Regions from separate parts of the Homo sapiens genome. Here region 1 is linked to region 2. A link is an interaction called in ENCODE POLR2A ChIA-PET data of the cell type or tissue named here. Cell type or tissue: PC-9. All regions are shown on one strand. Each heading gives the region's core, and the rest is flanking DNA. Links, peaks and the distances in the headings are about the cores only.

The links. Peaks named below come from ENCODE experiments on the same cell type or tissue, not always from the same donor. Only the 100,000 strongest peaks of a DNase experiment are listed, where the experiment ranks them.
Region 1: POLR2A ChIA-PET joins it to region 2 with 6 read pairs; 20 of 35 experiments call an interaction of 5 or more read pairs at or near these places.

The regions. Positions count from the first base shown.
Region 1 is chr4:169,263,620-169,270,709 of GRCh38, reverse strand. It overlaps SH3RF1 (SH3 domain containing ring finger 1), which reads left to right. Exons shown (of 12, transcript NM_020870.4): 2 at 1,403-1,890. The coding sequence starts at 1,498. Among named protein-coding and RNA genes, the nearest start is that of SH3RF1, 3.8 kb to the left of the region's middle. RefSeq lists silencers at 1-73, 314-533. In PC-9, for the core only: no CTCF peak of the experiment used is centred there; a DNase peak (open chromatin) is centred at 3,459; H3K4me3 peaks cover 1,784 bases; H3K27ac peaks cover 1,715 bases.
Region 2 is chr4:168,998,255-169,005,344 of GRCh38, reverse strand. CBR4 (carbonyl reductase 4) reads left to right here. Exons shown (of 5, transcript NM_032783.5): 4 at 3,140-3,274. It also overlaps the pseudogene RNY4P17. Among named protein-coding and RNA genes, the nearest start is that of CBR4, 8.5 kb to the left of the region's middle. In PC-9, for the core only: no CTCF peak of the experiment used is centred there; no DNase peak of the experiment used is centred there.

The DNA of each region.
Region 1 (7,090 bases), core at 2,010-4,509, 270 kb before region 2:
CAGGACCTGCGGAAGCGGAGCAGCCCGCGGCCTCTGCCTTCTCCGGGCAGGAAGCTGCCAGGGCTCCGTGCCGCGGTCTCCCCGGGCGCAGCCCAGCACCCCCTGCTTCCCGGATGGCGCGGTCTCTCTGGGGACTGTCGCCTTATCTTGGCTGGGCTAGAAAGCTGCTTCCCCGTGGCACTCTGTGGGGCTGAGTTTCGCAACTTAAGCCTGCGCATTTATTTTTAAGTCCTTGAAAACTTCCCGCAGTCGTGTAGAGGGATTTGTGTCCCCGGCCTGAGCTAAAGGGAGGCGGAGATGAGGGAGGCTGTAGGGTGAGATCCCCACGCCGGGACCGGCCGGGCCGCAGCCCCAGGCCGCGACCGGCTCCTGCCGGGTGCCGCCGACACCTGGCCCCGGGGTGTGTCTGCGGCGAGCGGCCGCCGCGCCTCCCTGCGGGCTTGGGAGTACCTGTGCTTGGCGCCGTGGGAGCGGGGGTGCAGCCCTGGGGCTCCCCCGCTCCGGCTTTGTCAAGAACAGCTGTTAATGCTCCCAGCCAAATCTTTTTACTCCCGTTCTCCTGGGCATTCACTTTTACATTTATTTTGGCGGTGGGGGGAGAGCGGCGCAGTAAGTGGCTTGCTTTTTCCTGAATGGCCTCATTTTCATATGCCCACAGTTTCCAGTCCAACCTTCCATTGTCGAATTCTTTTGGTGATAATTTTGCCAGCTTTTCTGAATGGGATTAGGACAGGCCGTTCAGAAATGTGTTTCAGAGTTTATCAACTACTGCCCTGAAGGGCGCTTTTCTGTTTTAGCTGCTTTCAAGCAAATCTGTGTCTTTTAGAATTGTCAACCTTCAGCTCTTTTTGGTTGGGCAAAATTAAACAGTTCTATTTTTAATAACAGCGAAGAAACATATGTATTTAATATTGGGATCATTTACCACGAGCGATTACATGAGGCATGGTTTCTTAAACGCTAAAGTGGCTTAAAAAAGGGAATTTAGTTGGATATAAAAGTAAATTTCAGGTAGAGGAAACTTTCAATGGCCTCTGTCAGCTTCTCCTATGAGTTGAAGACTTTATTAAGGCAGCTGATACCACTTTCAGAGCTTAAGAAATTATGTTCCTTATTGCACTTCATAAATCCTTCTGCGGGAATTATGTAATACTCTGTGCCTTGTGTTTGCCCAGTGAATCCCTAGATATCTTTAGGGGTTAATTTTGCGTTGTTTAGAAAGCCTGTTTTGTTTTCAGTTGTTGACTTTGGAGTTTAGGAACCCACATTCCAAAGCAAAGCTACACTATTCAGACAGGGAATAGTGTACTTTTGGGTACTTTTTGATTCTTGGCTCCTTTGAACTTTTTCCCTAGATAACAACACTCATGTTCTCTTTTCCCCCTTTTCCCCATGACTCTAGAGCAAAGTCTGAAATGGATGTTACATGAGTCATTTTAAGGGATGCACACAACTATGAACATTTCTGAAGATTTTTTCTCAGTAAAGTAGATAAAGATGGATGAATCAGCCTTGTTGGATCTTTTGGAGTGTCCGGTGTGTCTAGAGCGCCTTGATGCTTCTGCGAAGGTCTTGCCTTGCCAGCATACGTTTTGCAAGCGATGTTTGCTGGGGATCGTAGGTTCTCGAAATGAACTCAGATGTCCCGAGTGCAGGACTCTTGTTGGCTCGGGTGTCGAGGAGCTTCCCAGTAACATCTTGCTGGTCAGACTTCTGGATGGCATCAAACAGAGGCCTTGGAAACCTGGTCCTGGTGGGGGAAGTGGGACCAACTGCACAAATGCATTAAGGTCTCAGAGCAGCACTGTGGCTAATTGTAGCTCAAAAGATCTGCAGAGCTCCCAGGGCGGACAGCAGCCTCGGGTGCAATCCTGGAGCCCCCCAGTGAGGGTAAGTAGCCTACAGAGGTAGTTTGGTGAATAAAGGTGGTAATGTCCACATTTTTTCTTTATTCTTTAGCTTGGTGTTTTCGAAGTCAACTCATTGCTTAGGAAACCATACATACTGGAACAGATAGATTATACCTCTGAATATTTTTTTCCCCCATCTTGGAATGAGATTGGATATAAATAATAAATTTTATTGTTTTGAAAATTATCTCTAGATAGTCTCTGTTATCTTTTAAGATAAATTTTGGGAAACAAGTAGCAATTAGTGAATGAAATCTAAACCAGCTTTTGTTCTGTGCCCATTTTAAAATGGAAATTTGGTATTTTATCATTTTGATGGGGCTCAGAGTCATAATTACATGTATGTAGTACATATGTAGTATATATGTTGTAAGTATGTGTGTGGGTAAATCATAAATAGGAAATCAAGCCTTAATTTTTATGTTGCTTAGAATCATTCTATTGGTTTTATGAATACACAGCACAGAATTTACTCGTTGGTGGAATTCTTAACAAATCATGGCTACAGGTAGCAGAGTTTCGTTGCTGTAGCAACAAAATGTCACTTAGGACTACACTAAAACATCTAGCTTTATGTTGGGCTTTATAGTGAATGAAATGAAGTATTTCCATCGAAATGATTTTTCTTGGGATTTGAGTTTGGGCTGAAATAATTTTAGATGAAGCTAATTATTTGGACAGCTACCACAACTGTCACACAAAATTTCTGTATTTATTAGAAATATATATAAATAATCTGTATTTATTAGAAATATAGGTATTTCTAATAAATATAAATTATGTTGCAGGTGATGGATTCCTGATAAAATGTGCTTTCTCATTTTTGCAAAAATAAAAAGTAGTCAAGAGCATCAGTAATTAAAACAACTTCATTTTTGTAAGAAGAAGGAATTCTAAATTATTGGCCAAACTGGTAAAATCTGCTTTTAAAGAACAATTAATCTAGATGAGAATATTTTTTTCAAATGTCTTCAGTAAGCACTCAAAAGTGATGTCTTTCATTTAATACAGGAACTGCCCATTGGGATAGCATTAGTTCCCATAATTCGCAGATGTGGATACCAGGCAGTTTTAACAGAATAGTTTTCCTACTACTTTCTCAGGCTCATCTTTTGTAAATGATAGGAAGTATTTAAGTATATAGACCATTTTAATCACTGGAAAACCTGATCAGAAAACAGTTTCATCATTAAGGCTGTCAGGTTTCTTTTGACATATTTATTTATTTAAAGATAGTGAGAACTCTGGGATAGGGAGGTTTTCTTTTCCTTATTTGGAGCCCACATGTTGTGAAACTGATCTGCTTACAGTGCTTTTCTTAGATTTCCTTTATTTTATGGAGTTTACTTATTTGGACTCGAATATTTTAATCCCAGAACCAGTGATCAAGTTGATAATTTCTGAGACACCTGATGTAGGTCTGTTTAGCTTAATAAAGGTGTAGATTTGCATCTTTGGAAAGGTTTTGTTTCCCTGTTAATTAGACTAGGGAAGGCATGGCTTCCTGGAATACTGTATCTTAGTTGTTGACACTGCCTTACCTGTTGTGAGGAATGCATTGAATGTTTGTTCACTGATAAAGAGGAATTTAAGGAGAGGCTCAAACACTCAACTTAATGTCTTTTGAATTTTAAGTTTTCTTGCTAACATGGAAATTGACTATGTAATTCTCATTTATCTGAACTGCTAAGCTCCCAAAATTGAACTTCATAGGTAAATTATTTGGAGATTTTGATCATGTTAGTATTATTTTTCTGGTTTATATGCTTTTCCTAATTTACTTCATGTTTCTTCTTTAGCATGAGAAAAATTACTTGCCAAGAAACTCAACTAAACTTGAGCCTTATAACTGGGATAAAATAGTTGAGGTGGATGGAACAGGAAATATGTCTGTTACTTTGCTGGGGGAGGATGGAGGACAAAAACAAACCTATTCAGTAGTCTGAGTTGATGCAATTGATGCAATACTTAGAAAAAGAACAGCCTTTTTTCTAGTTTAAAATAGTTTTTCGAGCCAGGTACTGTGGCACTCGCCTCTAGCCCCTAGCTACTTGCATCTTCAGTCCTAGCTACTCCAGAGGCTGGGGCCGGAGGATCACTTGAGCCCAGGAGTTCAAGTCTAGCCTAGACAACATAGCAAGACCCCTCCCCCTGCTACCCCTCCCCCATCCCCTGCCCCCCACCCCCCTTTTTTAAAAAAAAGCTTTCTCAGTAAGTTACTAGTACCTTTTGCTTTCAAATATTCAGAACAGTCAGGGCCATACATATAGTTCAAACACCTGAAAGGTCAATACATTTCTAGAAAAGACTCCTTTTAAGAGTGAGAATTCTGTAACATGAAGCCACATGGATATTGTAAGGCACTTCTTTGGACGCTTCCCTTAGGTGAGTGACTGTAATAAATCCCAAATGTGCATCCTCCTCCCTTAAGTGTTCTGACACAACCAAGTGGTGCAGTGAGCCTGTTTCCATATGTTGTGCAAAGCTGAAAGTGATAACGTGGAATGTTGCTTCAGTTTATTAGTTATGTTCTGTGTTTGGTTAGGCTGTGACCATGTGGCCTCCTCATGCGTTTAGCCAAAGTATATTGAATGTTATCAACAGATTTGAACATTTCCAATGTGTGACGCACATCTTGTTCCCAAAATTTTAGTGTTTCCTGCCTAATTTGAAGGAGAAAAGGAGAGTGTGGGATTGGAATCACCATGGGAATCCATCAGTTTTTTACCTCTAAGTAAAGAATTCCTGTTGGTTTTAGGCCAAAGTCAAGCAGTGGAATGAGCCATAGGGAGAGGGACACTGCTGATACCTGTCTATGGCCTAAGAAATGTAGCTGCAGAAGTTAAAATGCATATATATAAATTAGATAAGGAAAGCATGGTTTTTAAGTAGTTCCTATAGAATTTAGACCTAATAGTTTCTGCTTTTTATGCGCAGTTCCAATGATTTAAGGAATCATTAAGTAATGATATGTAAACATAAATATGCATAGATATTAACTTCTCTTTAATATTCTCTTAAGCTGGCCAGGTGTGGTGGCTCACGCCTATAATCCCAGCAGTTTGGGAGGCCGAGGAGGTGGGTGGATCACTTGAGGTCAAGAGTTCCAGACCACCATGGTCAACATGGTGAAACCCCGTCTTTACTAAAAATACAAAATTAGCCGGGTGTGGTGGCACGTGCCTATAACCCCAGCTACTCAGGAGGCCAAGGCTGGAGAATCGCTTGAACCTGGGAGGCAGAGTTTACAGTGAGCTGAGATCGCACCCTTGCACTCCAGTCTGGCCAAAAAGAGCGAAACTCCATCTCAAAAAAAAATTCTTTTAAGTTCTCTTAATATCTCTTAACATTAAGTTCTCTTAATATCTGTGCATGTTTCTGTTTAGATATTATTACTTAATGATTTCATGATGCCTCTACTTCACAGCAAATTTATTCATCCAAAAAATAGATCACATGAGACCCCCTGATTTATACTAATTTATACTTAGTTTATTCGTTGCTTTATTTAATAAATACTTCTTAAGCACTCATTAGGTGCCGGGCACTACACTAGCTGCTGGATAGGTAATGGTAGACAAACCATTCTTAGCTTTTGAATGTGTAGTCCATCTTGTGGGAGAGACACATTAGGTTTTGAATGTATAGTCCATCTTGTGGGAGAGACACATTAAGAAAATAATAACAATGCAGGCATGTAATTAAGTAAGTTCTAAGACACAAAGCTAGGGGAGAGGATAGAAGAAAGACCTGCATTTAGCGTGAGGGTGAATTGTGTGTGTGATCTTCAAAAGCTTCCTGAGGAAGAGGCATCTGAGCTGAGATCTTAAGGGTGAAATGATATTAATTAGGGAATGGGGGCTGGGCAGGGAAGGGGCAGAGGCGAAGAATATTTCAAAGGGGCTGACCTAAACAGGAAGGGATGTGCCTCCTAGGAAGAACTGACAGAAGGTAAGTGTGAACTAGGCAAGCCACAGGGATGGTGTAAGATGAGGCCTCAAATTTGATAATGTAGAAGGCATCAAGAACTGCCCCAAGGGCCACGTAGGGTGAAGGGTCAGATGGGTAGGATAGATAGGAAGTGCTCTGCATTTGGGATAAGAAAGAGGGACCATTGGGACTGAGACGATTAGCAGGGCTTCAGAACAGATACGGGATTGGAGCTTGTGTCAAAGAATGGAGAGATCGGGAAAGAAAGGTAGGGAATTCTAGATATGAGGGAACACACATGAAATTTATTTTCCCCTGTAAATGCTGTGTCTGCTTTCATTTCTCCATAGCACAGTCATACCTCCTTTCTCCCTCTTTCCCTGTTGCTGACTGTTAGGGGCTGAATTATGTCCCCCAACATTGCTACGTTGAAGTTCTAACTCCTAGTACCTCACAATGTGGCCATATTTGGGGATAGGACCTTTAAAGAGGGGGTTAAGGTAAAATGAGGTCACATGCATGGGCCCTAATCCAGTAAGACCAGTGTTCTTATAAGAAGAGGAGATGAGGATGCAGACACATAGGGAAGACCATGTGAAGACACATGGAGAAGATGCCACTTACCAACCAAGGAGAGTTGCCTTCAAAGGAAGCCAACCCCACTGACACCTTGATCTTGGACTTCCAGCCTCCAGAACTGTGAGGAAATACATTTTTGTTGTTTAAGCCACCCAGTCTGTGCCCTTGGATGTAGTAGCCCTAGCCAACTTGTACTCTGACTGTAGACATACTCCTAAAGGTCAGCCCCTTGAGTGGCCTCTCGGTCCACTGCCAATCCCTTCAGTCCTGGTTTCCCCAGAAACTGGCAGTGGTCCAGCCTTCTGTGTTCTGTCATGGAATACCTTTGAGAAGTTGTTCAGCCCCTCCCTACTCCCTCAACTACCCACATTGCCTGGCATAATTTCTTAAAATAGACAGGCATGTTATAAGGAAGTTGAAGTTTATGTGACAGTATACCAGATGCACAGAAAGTTCTGGAGGAAATGAAGGAAATATTGAGAGGGGAAAACTACTACTTTCTTATCTCTGACAAATTGGATTGATCTGTAGCTGGAGTCTGGAGAGAGTGCTTTCCAGGACTCAGTAGTACCTAAGGCATTACTCAAGGGATAGGTAATGATGGACAAACCAGATACAGATCCTTACTTGGTGCTTTCCAGGGCTAAGTAGCACCCTAGTAAGGCATTCTA
Region 2 (7,090 bases), core at 2,902-5,401:
TAAAAGCCACTCATATTTAGCAGTTGGGGGTTGTATACTAACTTTAGTGACACTACTGTTAATAGGTTCTGATAACCCGCTACCATCGGACCAGCCCTGTTTTGGTATTTTTTTCGTGCATGTATTTTTCTTTTTTTGTGTCTCTGTATTTTTCTTTCTGATAAACACCCCTCTATCCATATGCATTTCTTCAGTCTGATGTCTGTTCTCTCTGTGTACTTCACAGTTCTCTTCCTTTGTTATTAATTGGCCTACAATATATAATGTAGATAAATATTCTAATACTGAACTTGTTGATTCTAATAGAGAAATGTTTGGAATGTTTTCTTTTTTTAAAATTACTTTAAAAAAATTTTGTGAGGTCCTTGATTAATTTTTGTATCATAAGTACAGGTCAGTGGTGCAGAAAATTACTTCCCCACTTCTGTTTTGCAAGAGTTTATTTGCATATAGTTGATATTTGAATTAAAAATTATTATTACATATTCATTAGATGTGGTCACTCAAGAATCTTCAGTAGGCAGTACAGTTTACAATATATCACTGAATGTAATGAAATTGCACTTTTACAAAAAGTGTATAATTGAAGCTTTGCCAATTTAGATTGACAGTACAAGCATGTCTCGCAGATATTGTAGCTTTGGTTCTGCTCCACCGGAATAAAGCGAATATGTCAAGAATGTAAGTCACACAAATTGAATTGCTGCAATCTCATGATAAAACAAATGGGTGAGGAGTTGCTTCTTATGTATGGATAAACAAAGTTGTTTCTCAAGATGGAATCTACTTGTGAAGATGTGAATACTGTTGAAATGACAAAGGATTTAGAATATCCTATAAACTTAGTTGATAAAGCAATAGCAGGGATTGAGAGGAGAGGCTCCAATTTTTAAAGTTCTACTTGGATAAAATGCTATCAAAGAGCATCACATGCTGCAGAGAAATCTTTCATGAAATGAAGAGTCAATCAATGTGGCAAATTTTGTCTTATCCAATTGTTTAGTTTCTCAGTGCATGTAAAAGTTATATTATGGTCTATTAAGTATGCAGTAGCATTATATCTAAAAAAAATGTAAATACTTTGTTGCTAAAAAAATACTTTATTGCTAAAAAATGCTAATGATCATCTGAGCTTCTGGCAAGTCATAATCTTTGCTGGCGGAGGGTCTTGCCTTGATGTTTATGGCTGCTGACTGATAATAGTGGCTGTGGCAATTTCTTTATTTTTTTTATTTTTTTATTTTATTATTGTTATACTTTAAGTTTTAGGGTACCGTGCACAATGTGCAGGTTAGTTACATATGTATACATGTGCCATGCTGGTGTGCTGCACCCACTAACTCGTCATCTAGCGTTAGGTATATCTCCCAATGCTATCCCTCCCCGCTTCCCCCACCCCACAACAGTCCCCAGAGCGTGATGTTCCCCTTCCTGTGTCCATGTGTTCTCATTGTTCAGTTCCCACCTATGAGTGAGAACATGCGGTGTTTGGTTTTTTGTCCTTGCGATAGTTTACTGAGAATGATTTCCAATTTCATTCATGTCCCTACAAAGGACATGAACTCATCATTTTTTATGGCTGCTTAGTATTCCATGGTGTATATGTGCCACATTTTCTTAATCCAGTCTGTCATTGTTGCACATTTGATTTGGTTCCAAGTCTTAGAATAAGACAAAATTTGCCACATTGATTGACTCTTCATTTCGTGAGAGATTTCTCTGCAGCATGTGATGCTGTTTGATAGCATTTTATGCAAGTAGATCTTTAAAAATTGGAGCCACTCCTCTCAATCCCTGCTATTGCTTTATCAACTAAGTTTATAGGATATTCTAAATCCTTTGTCATTTCTTTCAACAGTATTCACATCTTCACAAGGAAGAGATTCCATCTTGAGAAACAACTTTGTTTATCCATACATAAGAAGCAACTCCTCACCCATTTGTTTTATCATAAGATTGCAGCAATTCAGTCACATCTTCAGGCTCCACTTGTAATTCTGCTCCACTGAAGTCTTGAACCCCACAAAGTCATCCATGAGGGTTAAAATAACTTCTTTCAAACTTCTGTTAATGTTGGTATTTTGACCTGCCATGAATCACAAATGTTCTGAATGGCATATAGAACGGTGAATCCTTTCCAGAAGGCTTTTAATTTACTTTGCCCAGATTCCTAAGAGGAATTACTATTTATGACTGCTATAGACTTATAAAATGTTTCTTAAATAAGACTTGAAAGTCAGAATTATCCCTTGATCCATGAGCTGAAGAAAGGATATTGTGTTAACAGGCACGAAAACAACATTAATCTCCTTGTACATATCCATCAGAGCTCTTTGGTGACCAGATGCATTGTCAGTGAGCAGTAATATTTTGTTTGTGGCACCCCAACAGCAGTAAACATCAAGAATCACTGATCACAGATCATTATAACAGATGTAATAATAATGAAAAAATTTAAGATGGTATGAAAATTACCAAAATGTGACAAAGAGACACAGAGTGAGCACTGCTCACAGTGAGCCATGGTGTTGGAAAAGTGCTAATAGAATTGCTTGTTGCAAGGTTGCTACAAGCCTTCAATTTGTTAAAAAAAAAAAAAAAAAATGCAATATCTGCAAAGCACAATAAAGCAGAACAATAAAATGAGTTATGCATGTAATTCAATTTTAGTGAGATTTAGCTTCAAATGAACTAGTTTTTAGGGTGAAAACGAGAGCTTTCTGCCTTATGTCTGTGTTGTAGAATCATAAAATTAGTCAGCTTTTGTCTGACTTTTTCTGGCTTTAACCTCTACCTGCTGGAAGCCTTTATAAATACCACAGAATTTTCATCATATCTGACCTACTCAGAGATTAGAGTGCATCCCCTTCACGTAGTGAATCAATTCGCAAGCACCTGCATTGGCAGTTTTGTATCAGCTGCTTTCAGATGCTATTTTCTGTATGTATCTGGAGCAGACTTGGACTCTTAAATCTTCCGTAAATGACTGATGACAATGGTTAGAATTTCTAATTTTAACAAAGGACAAGGTGAAGTGGGTTTTACCTTTTTGTTTACTATAAATTATCTAAATTTTCAAGTAACCCCATTAATTGAATTTAATACGCTTTTTTTTTTTTTTTTTTTTTTTTTGTCCTAGGAAGCATTGTTGGCTTAAAAGGCAACTCTGGCCAGTCCGTTTACAGTGCCAGTAAAGGAGGATTAGTTGGATTTTCACGTGCTCTTGCTAAAGAGGTAGCAAGAAAGAAAATTAGAGTGAATGTAGTTGCACCAGGTTAGTGAAAACTTTATTAAAATAACTTGATTATGATTATTGTTTTATAGGGAAGCCATTATTTGGAACATTAGTAATTGACATCTGGGTAGAATAGTTTGTAAAATGATTGTGAAAAGAATCAAATAATGAACTGGGGGACTCAAAAAAATTTTTTGTACCTCATATTCTATATAAAGTCTATGTGTTAGCCTGTTTGCATTGCTCTAAAGGACTGTCTGAGGTAATTCATAAAAAAAAGAGGCTTATTTGGCTCTCGGGCCTGCAGGCTGTACAAGCATGACACCAACATCTGCTCAGCTTCTGGTGAGGCCCAGGAAACTTTTTTTCAGTCATGGCGGAAGGTAAAGAGGTAGCAGCCAAGTCATATGGGGATAGCAGGAGCAAGAGAGAGAGGAGGTGGCAGGCTCTAAACAACCAGCTCTGGCATGAACTAACAGTGAGAACTCATTATTTACCATGTGGAGGGCACCAAGCTATTCATGAGGAATCCGCCTCCATGACCCAAACACCTCCCGCTAGGCCCACCTCCAACATTGGGAATCACATTTCAACATGAGATTTGGAGGGGACAGACATCCAAACCATAAGAGTCTTTATTTTTAAATTTTGCACTAGTGGAATAACTTAAGGTGGAGAGGGTCTTAGAAATAATTTTTTCCAGTCATTTTTGTAGATTAGAAAACTGTACCTGGGATTCAGAGTGACTTGCCTAAGGTTACACAGCTAGTTTATGGAAGAACTGTTACTAAAAGCTTTGTCTTTTGATTTCCACCTAATGGGAGCTTAAAAATAATGTCCTACCAGGTATGGTAGCTCATGTGGGAGGCTGAGGCAGGAGTATTGTGAGGCCAGGAGTTCCAGATCAGCCTGAGCAACATAGCAAGATGCTGTCTGTACCGAAAAAAAAAAAAAAAAATTAGCTGGGTGTGGTGGTGCACACCTATAGTCCCAGCTATTTGGGAGGCTGAAGCAGGAGGATTGCTGGAGTCCAGGAGTTGGAGGTTGCAGTGAGCTATGATCATGCCATTGTACTCCAGCCTAGGTGACAGAGCGAGACCCTGTTGAGACCCTGTCTCTATAAAAATTAAAAAAAAAATTCTTTTTAGATTTTCTTTATATCATTACACAAACTTTAGATAGTTTTGTCCTTTTACTACTATGGTCTGTCTAAACTATCTGGAACCTCCCATTTTCCTAATTTTTACTTTTCCATTATTTGCCTTTCGCCAGGGTACTAGTTGATAAAATTGCCTGGATTAATGAAGAGGGTAATAAAAAGGTGCTAAAACTCAAAAATATATGATCACTAATTAGCTGGTGTGCTAGAAATTTTGATTAGGTATTTACTTGGTTTTTGAGTAACACAAGTGTTTTTATCTACCTCTGCCAGTTAGCCATGGAATCTTTGTCCTAGCCTACTGTAGGTACTTAAGAATTAATCACCTATATAAGAAAAGGCAGTTTATTTTGGTTTGCTGGTCCTTTGTAAGAAAGAGAGGGCTGAAGTAGACCTTTGCTACCTTTCCCTTTCCGGTCACTAATGGCTCCAGCTTGGACCTTACAGTTGGTGTTTTCTTTGGCACTGAAGTTGAGCCAGCAGGTATCAGGGATTTATCAAAATATCCTATTAACCCTTTTGGTCTATAGTGTGTCTTTATTTCAATTCTTTTCTTTTCTTTTTTTTTTTTCTCATAGCAACTAGCTACATTCAGACATTCTAAATCTATGAATATTTGATAAGTGACTGTGGTTCAGATACATCTATTTGCTGGGAGTAGGGAGAGAAAGAAAAAGAAAAAACAATCCAGAAGCAGCATTGTTGTTATCTTAGCACTGTTTTCTCTTTGTGTATGCTTTATGCAAGCTGATTGATTTTTAGCGTTAGCCTAGATGAACTATCTGTGGAATAAATTATTTGTGGTTTGGAACTACATGTATTTGCTTCCTTCTCTTTTCAGGATTGGAATACTGTGGGTAATGAAGGGTTAATTTTAGTTCATGATAATACAAAAGCTGAATGGTTTCGGGGAATGGAAGTGTACTTAGCTAACAATAACTCATGCAGCAAACTTTCTGGCATGTCTCCTACGTGTAGGGACTGAGCTAGCTCCCCAAATTACAGGAATGAATAAGATATTTCTGCACAAGGAGCTAAGTATAGTGAAAAAGACTGACATGTAAACAAATAATTGCAGTGTCATATGACGAATATAAAATAGAGGTACATATATGGTGCTATAGAAATGTTGAAGAAGGAAAGAATGCTTAATTTTGTCTAGTTTAGAGTAAATAGTTGTCAAGGCAGTAGACTAAATAGTGGGAATCCAGTTTGCATACTAAGGGGAAGTTTTAAGATTGTTATGGAAGTGTGGTTGTAGTCTTTCTTTCTTAAAGATTTTACTTTCCAGTGCAGTTTTTTTTTTTTTTTTTTGAAAGTGGTGGTTTTATTTATCACTCCCCTTTTTTGTTGAGCATACAACCCTTATAGAGCATAATATATATTTATATATTATGGATTTCCAGTGCAATTTATACTACAGATAAAAACCTGTAGCTGAAAATGTGGCCATTTAATAGAGTGGCCTTTATGTATATTTAGCAGATTTGATGGTATGAATATGCATCATTTGTCAGAAGCAAAGTGCAACTTGAAATAGTAGAATTAAATCAGTTCTGTGGATTACTTACCAACTTTATTTTAGATAGTAATTTCAACCAGATTCTTCAACAGATCTTGTAACACAGCTAACAAACATCACAGTTAACAAATATGTGTCCTTTTATGTCAGTTTTCCTGGTCACCTTCAAATGGAGTTTCCAATTAGCAGGAAAACAGTTTAAAAGCAAATTATAACAGGAAAAGCAAGGAACAAGGAAAATAATAAATTAGGCTGCGATTCATTGCCTAATACTGTTGACTTTTTAAAGATCAATAGCTGCTAATCTTTGGTATTACTTTAAATATAAAATAAACTGTTCATGGGAAATCATACTGATTGGAAGATATTGAATATTAGAAATAATATTTGATAAATGGAAACTGTAATGGCTGTATTACCTTAAAAAATATGTGTTTTGAATAGATAATACATATAGTACGAAATTCAAAAGTACAAAAAGGCATAAAGAGTCTTTTCTCCTCTGGACATTCAGTTACTTAAAAGTAGTTGCTGTTAACTACAAAGTTTCTTTTGTATTTCATATATAAGCCAATAAAGCATGCTGGGCATGAGTGTAAGAAAACACAAATTGTATCATGCAATTCACAGCTTTCTGTATCTTCCTTTATTCATAGAACAAGATACCTTGGTGATGTTTCTGTGTTATTCCATATAGAGCTGCTTCACTTTTTTAAATAACAGCTTTGTGGAAATACAATTCACATACCATACAATTCACCCATTTAAAGTTTACAATTCAGTCAATTCAGTGGTTTTAGTATAGTCCCAGAATTGTTCAATCTTCACCACAGTAAATTTTAGAACGTTTTCATCATCCTTAAAGAAATCCTAAACCCATTAACATTCATTCCCTATTTCTTTCCAATCTCCCCAGTACACTAAACTACTTTCTGTATCTACAGATTTGCATATTCTGGACATTTCATATAAATTGAATCATGTAATATTTGGTGTTTTGTGACTGTTATGTCACTTTTAATGACTGAATGAAAACAGAAAATGATGTTTGTTTTAAAGGTATACCTAATTTATTTAACCTGTTGCCTTTTGATGGACATTTAGTTTTGTTCTGAACTTTTTCTGTTACAACTAATGATGCAGTGACAATACTTGTATGGAGTTTATTTTGCAC